Regions from separate parts of the Homo sapiens genome. Here region 1 is linked to region 2. Evidence: read pairs that join two places in POLR2A ChIA-PET (ENCODE). Cell type or tissue: Panc1. All regions are shown on one strand. Links, peaks and the distances in the headings refer to the core of each region. The heading gives the core; the rest is flanking DNA.

Region 1 (2,907 bases), core at 245-2,744, 410 kb before region 2:
TCTGCTCACAGGAACCTTTTCTACTGAAACAGATGATACCTAAACTCTCAGCTGTGTGACTTTAAGCAACTTGCACAACCTCTCTGTACTTCAGTTGCCTCCATCTTCAAATGGGGATTAAAAAGTGTTGACATCATAGTGGTTGTGAGGATTACATGATTTGATAGTTTATAAAGCACTTAGAACTTGTGAAGAAGAGTGCCTGGGGATTGCCTAAGGTCAGGAGTTCAAGACCAGCCTGGCCAACATGGAGAAACCTCATCTCTGCTAAAAATACAAAAACTAACCACGCATGGTAGTGCACACCTCTAGTCCCAGCTACTTGGGGGGCTGAGGCAGGAGAATCACTTGAACCTGGGAGGTGGAGATTGCAGTGAGCCAAGATTGCGCCACTGCACTCCAGCCTGGGCAACAGAGCAAGACTCGGTCTCCAAAGAAAAAAAAAGAACTGCCTGGCTACGGAATAAGAACTACATGGAGTTATTAAATCAAAATCGGTGCACAAATGATAATTCTTAAGAGTGAGTGCTACAGAGAACACAAAAGGCAAGGCACAGAGAGATGACCTGGGAGGCAGGGAAGGAAAGCATTCCCAGAGGTGAGTGGTTAGTGAAGGCTTGTCAGAGATGGGACGAGGAGAAGCCTAGGGGGCACAGAAGATGCAAAGGTGCTGAGGCCAGGGCAAATTCAGAATTTTTTTTTTTTTTGAGATGGAGTCTCGCTCTGTCTCCCAGGCTGGAGTTCAGTGGTGCAATCTCGGCTCACTGCAACCTCCACCTCCTGGGTCCAAGCAATTATCTGCCTCAGCCTCCAGAGTAGCTGGGATTACAGGCATCCACCACCACGCCCGGCTAATTTTTGTGTTTTCAGTAGAGACAGGATTTCACCATCTTGGCCAGGCTGGTCTTGAACTCCTGGCCTCATGATCCACATGCCTCAGCCTCCCAAAGTGCTGGGATTACAGGCGTGAGCCACCGCGCCCAACCCAGAATTCTCTTTTTTTGGGGGGGGGTGGGGGACAGAGTCTCACTCTGTCATCCAGGCTGGAGTGCAGTAGCGCGATCTTAGCTCACTGCAACCTCTGCCTCCCAGGTTCAAGCGATTCTGCCTCAGCCTCCCGAGTAACTGGGATTATAGATGCCCGCCACTACGCCTGGCTAATTTTTTTTTTTTTTTTGTATTTTTAGTAGAGATGGGGTTTTACCATGTTGGCCAGGCTGGTCTCAAACTCATTACCTCCAGTGATCCACCTGCCCTGGCCTGCCAAAGTGTTGGGATTACACAGGCGTGAGCCACCATGCCTGGCCCTGGCCCAGAATTTTCAAGAAATCTAAGGAAGGCTTTTTTGTGCTCTAAGTGTCCTTGTCTGTAAGGTAGGGGGGATAAAGTGCCCTTGACTTCCCAAGGTTACTATGCAGATTGAACAATATAATCCTCCCGGGTTGGCCTTGAGTCTTGTCAGACCTGAAGCTTATGACAATTTGAGAGCTCGCTTTGAGAAAAGAAACACAAAAAATGAGGTGTGTGGCTTTAGAAGGAGCACAAATGGGGTCCCCGATGTTTAAGCTGCTTTAGTGTTACAGTAAAGCCACCTCTGAATACCCAGAAGTGTTAGCTCTTACAACTTCCACCAACTCAGTCTTCTCCAAGCCTCTTGGTGGACTCAGAGGAGGACAGGGAGGCAGCCACTCTGGCCGGCCAGGGCCCTCCTCCCAGGTCCCTGGAACACAGGCGCACCAACCACAGCTGCGTCCTGGCCTGGGCATCACGTGACGTCCCAGAGTGATTCACGCTGCTATTTCAGTGCTGCTGCAGTCAAGGGTAGGGAGAGGCATGGCGAGGCTGTATCTGGAGTCAGCTTGGAGGCCGTAGTTCCTGCAGCAGTGGCACTGAAGGTACAGCGAGGGTGACTGAGTCTCAGCAGAGCAAATTCCCAACTTTAAAGTTTTCTCAATATCAGAAAAACTAGGAGAGCTGGATCTCAGTGTAAGTGGGGAGTAGGGGTTAGGGAAGGGCTGCAGCTCAGAATTGGGGCTCTGTAGACCTGGAATTTTTGTTTGAAACTCCTAAGAAATCTCTTAATTTCTTACTTAACTGAGTGATCCTAACTTGTAGCTCTTCTGCAAAGATAGAACTGGCATCCTTATTAGTGGGGAAAATAAAGTACTGTAGAGTTCTGTCCAATTCCGAGGACTTGTATAGAGCCAGGCACTGTGCCAGATGCTTCAAGGAATAAAATGATAATTATTATCTAATAATTATTAATCAGAGAACCCTGGAGCCCAGTCCTGGGCCTTGCTATCCACACCCCCCTCCCTGGGAGATCCAGCCAGTCTTGTGGCTATAAATGCCATCTCAGATGACTCCCATAAACCTGTCCTCTGCACAGATCTCACCCCCCAGTCCCAGACTTATCTATCCAGCTGCCATCTGGACATCTTCGTGTGGATGGCTGACAGACTTCCCGGGGTGCTCAAATCATAATTCCCAATATCCCTCTCAACCCCGCCTGCCCTTGACTTCCTCTTGCCAATGGCATCATTATTCTTTCAGCGGCTCAGGCTGAAAACTGTGGAAGCATTCTCGACTCATCCTCTTTCACAGCCCGCATCCAGTCCATCAGCTAATTCCGTCAGCTGGACGCAGACCCCCGGGACCCCCTCAGGGTGTAGGGGGAAGGAGTGTTGCTCCTTGGACTGGTAGATGCCCAGAGTCAGAGGTGACAATGTGCTTAGACACCCTGCAAGGGGCCCCCCCAGCCTAGGCACGCAGGCCATATATAGCCTCTGTAAGATGTGGGGTTGGGTTAGGGGGCGGGAGGAGAGACTCTGTATTTCAGGGGACCACTGAGGTGAGGCCAGCTCAGCAGCAGCCATGGCACACAGTGGATCAGAGCCCTTCCCAAGG
Region 2 (2,907 bases), core at 156-2,655:
AGCCTCCCGAGTAGCTGGGACTACAGGCGCCCGCCACCACGCCCAGCTAATTTTTTGTATTTTTAGTAGAGATGGGGTTTCATCATGTTAGCCAGGATGGTCTCGATCTCCTGACCTTGTGATCCGCCCACCTCGGCCTCCCAAAATGCTGGGATTACAGGCGTGAGCCACTGCGCCCGGCCTAGTTTTTTTTTTTTTTTTGAGACGGAGTCTCATTCTGTTACCTAGGCTGGAGTGCAGTGGCACAATCTTGGCTCACTGTAACCTCTGCCTCCCGGGTTCAAGCAATTCTCCTGCCTCAGCTTCCTGGGTAGCTGGGACTACAGGCGTGTGCCACCATGCCTGGCTAATTTTTGTATTTTTAGTAGAGATGGGGGTTTCACCATGTTGGTCAGCCTCGTCTCAAACTCCTGATCTCAGTTGATCCGCCCTTTTTAGCCTCCCAAAGTGCTGGGATTATGGGCGTGATCTACTGCGCCTGGCCAATGAGCATAAAGTTTTAGTTAAATAAGATGAATAGGCTGTAGAGATCTGCTGTAGAACCTAGTGCCTATGGTCAACAATAGTGCACTGTACATTTAAAAGCTTGTTTAGAGGATAGATTTCATGTTAAGTGTTCTTACAATTTTAAAAAGAAAGAAGCCGGGCGTAGTGGCTCATGCTTGTAATCCCAGAACTTTGGGAGGTCGAGGTGGGAGGATCGCCTGAGCTCAGGAATTTGAGACCAGCATGGGCAACATGGTGACACCTCATGTCTGCAAAAATACAAACATTAGGTCAGGGGCAGTGGCTCACGCCTGTAATTCCAGCACTTTGGGAGGCCAAGACAGGTGGATCACGAGGTCAGGAATTCAATATCAGCCTGGCCAAGATGGTGAAACCCCGTCTCTATTAAAAATACAAAAATTAGGCCAGGCGCGGTTGCTCACGCCTGTAATCCCAGCACTTTGGGGGGCCAAGGAGGGCAGATCACCTGAAGTCAGGAGTTCGAGACCAGCCTGGCCAACATGGTGAAACCCCGTCTCTACTAAAAATACAAAAATTAGCTGGGTGTGGTAGCGGGCGCCTGTAATCCCAGCTACTCGGGAGGCTGAGGCGGGAGAATCGCTTGAACCCGGGAGGCAGAGGTTGCAGTGAGCCATTGAACTCCAGCCTGAGCGACAAGACCAAAACTCCATCTCAAAAAAATAAATAAATTAATTAAATTAAATAAAATTCCACACTCTCTCCCCTCAACACACACATTCAAAGCTCAAGGTTTTGGCTTAGACCTGGATATAATCCTTAAGTTTGAAATTCCTTTGGGATTTTACAAGGGATGATTTAATTTACAATCTACATAGAAAGTTCCTTTAACATTACAGCCTATATGACCGATCTTAGTTTTTTGAAGGAGTTTGGGTCTGCTCTCTGGAGAATGTTGAAGGCTACTTTTAGAACCAGGATTTGTTTTTTTTTAGTTCTGAGATATCCTGAAAAGTAGAATCCAGAATTTGTCACAAAGTTGGGTCTAGGGAGGTTAATGTTTTACCTCCTTAAAAACCTTCCTTTGGGAACACAATTCACAGTTCCTCTGTTTTTGTTGTCAGTGGCCCTCCTTTTAACGGGACCTGCCCAAGGAGCCACTGAAGCACTAGGAGAAGGCTGCCCCACTGGGGGACGCTGGCCCTTGAAGGCTGGGACCAACAACCTTAGAAGTTCTAGGGCTGGCTGGAGACACCACACAGGGGACTAAGTGAATCTGAGTTAGAGAATGGAAGAGGTAAGGTGTAAAAATCAGGAGTTCTGGGTTTGAAATGGGCTCCAAAGTTCTCAGGTTGTGACCTCATTTTCTTTTCTTTTTTTTTGAGACGGAGTTTCACTCTTGTTGCCCAGGCTAATGGCACAATCGCAGCTCACTGCAACCTCCACCTCCCAGGTTCGAGTGATTCTCCTGCCTCAGCCTCCCGAGTAGCTGGGATTACAGGCCCGCGCCACCACGCCCAGCTAATTTTTGTATTTTTAGTAGTGATGGGGTTTCACTATGTTGGTCAGGCTGGTCTCGAACTCCCAACCTCAGGTGATCCACCCACCTCAGCCTCCCAAAGTGCTGTAATAGGTGTGAACCACTGCGCCCAGCCTGTAACCTCATTTTCTACTTCCAAATCTACTTTTCTTTTTATAGCCCCATCCTCTCAATCCAGATACTTGGGAGTTAGCAGGGCCTTTCCCGGATCATCACATTCAAGCAGACACCATGTCCTGTAATTCTATCTTCTTGATATGCTCAAGCTAGAACCACTACTAGCCCTCAACACTCCTGACCCCTGCCCCAGGCATAAGCAACTTTTAGGTATATCACTTAGGTAAGAAATAGCCCCTTGGTGAGAAGAGGTATCCTTTTTCCTGGCTTTGCTGGTATTCATCCTCCGGTCGCCTCCCCTTCCTCCTCCTCCTTCTTGCCCTCCTCCTTCTCCTTCTTCCCCTCCTCCTCCTCCTCCTTCTCTTCACTCAGCTGGTATTCATCCTCCAGTTGCCTCCTCCTCCTCCTTCTCTTCACTCAGCTGGTATTCATCCTCCAGTTGCCTCCTCCTCCTCCTTCTCTTCACTCAGCTGGTATTCATCCTCCAGTTGCCTCCTCCTCCTCCTCCTCCTTCTCCTCCTCCTCACTCAGCTGGTATTCATCCTCCAGTTGCCACCTCCTCCTCCTCCTCCTTCTCCTCCTCCTCCTCCTCCTTCTCCTCCTCCTCCTCACTCAGCTGGTATTCATCCTCCAGTTGCCACCACCTCTTCCTTCTCTTCCTCCTCAATGCAGTGAAGTTTACACCATGATGTGCTGTGGCCCTGCTCAAATCTTTTGCCTCCTCTCCATTGGCCCTGGGGCTGCTGCCTTGACATGGGTCTTTGTTGCTGTCCCTCTCCCCAGCG

What was found. ChIA-PET counts read pairs that join two places held together with the same protein. Peaks named below come from ENCODE experiments on the same cell type or tissue, not always from the same donor. Only the 100,000 strongest peaks of a DNase experiment are listed, where the experiment ranks them.
Region 1: POLR2A ChIA-PET joins it to region 2 with 9 read pairs; 4 of 35 experiments call an interaction of 5 or more read pairs at or near these places.

The regions. Positions count from the first base shown.
Region 1 is chr11:64,180,584-64,183,490 of GRCh38, reverse strand. LOC124902686 (a long non-coding RNA gene) reads left to right here. Exons shown (of 2, transcript XR_007062712.1): 1 at 1-598. Among named protein-coding and RNA genes, the nearest start is that of STIP1, 4.1 kb to the left of the region's middle. RefSeq lists enhancers at 1,211-1,710, 1,837-1,886, 1,711-2,212. In Panc1, for the core only: no CTCF peak of the experiment used is centred there; a DNase peak (open chromatin) is centred at 1,740; H3K4me3 peaks cover 819 bases; H3K27ac peaks cover 1,199 bases.
Region 2 is chr11:63,771,711-63,774,617 of GRCh38, reverse strand. No RefSeq gene overlaps it. Among named protein-coding and RNA genes, the nearest start is that of ZFTA, 4.4 kb to the right of the region's middle. In Panc1, for the core only: no CTCF peak of the experiment used is centred there; no DNase peak of the experiment used is centred there.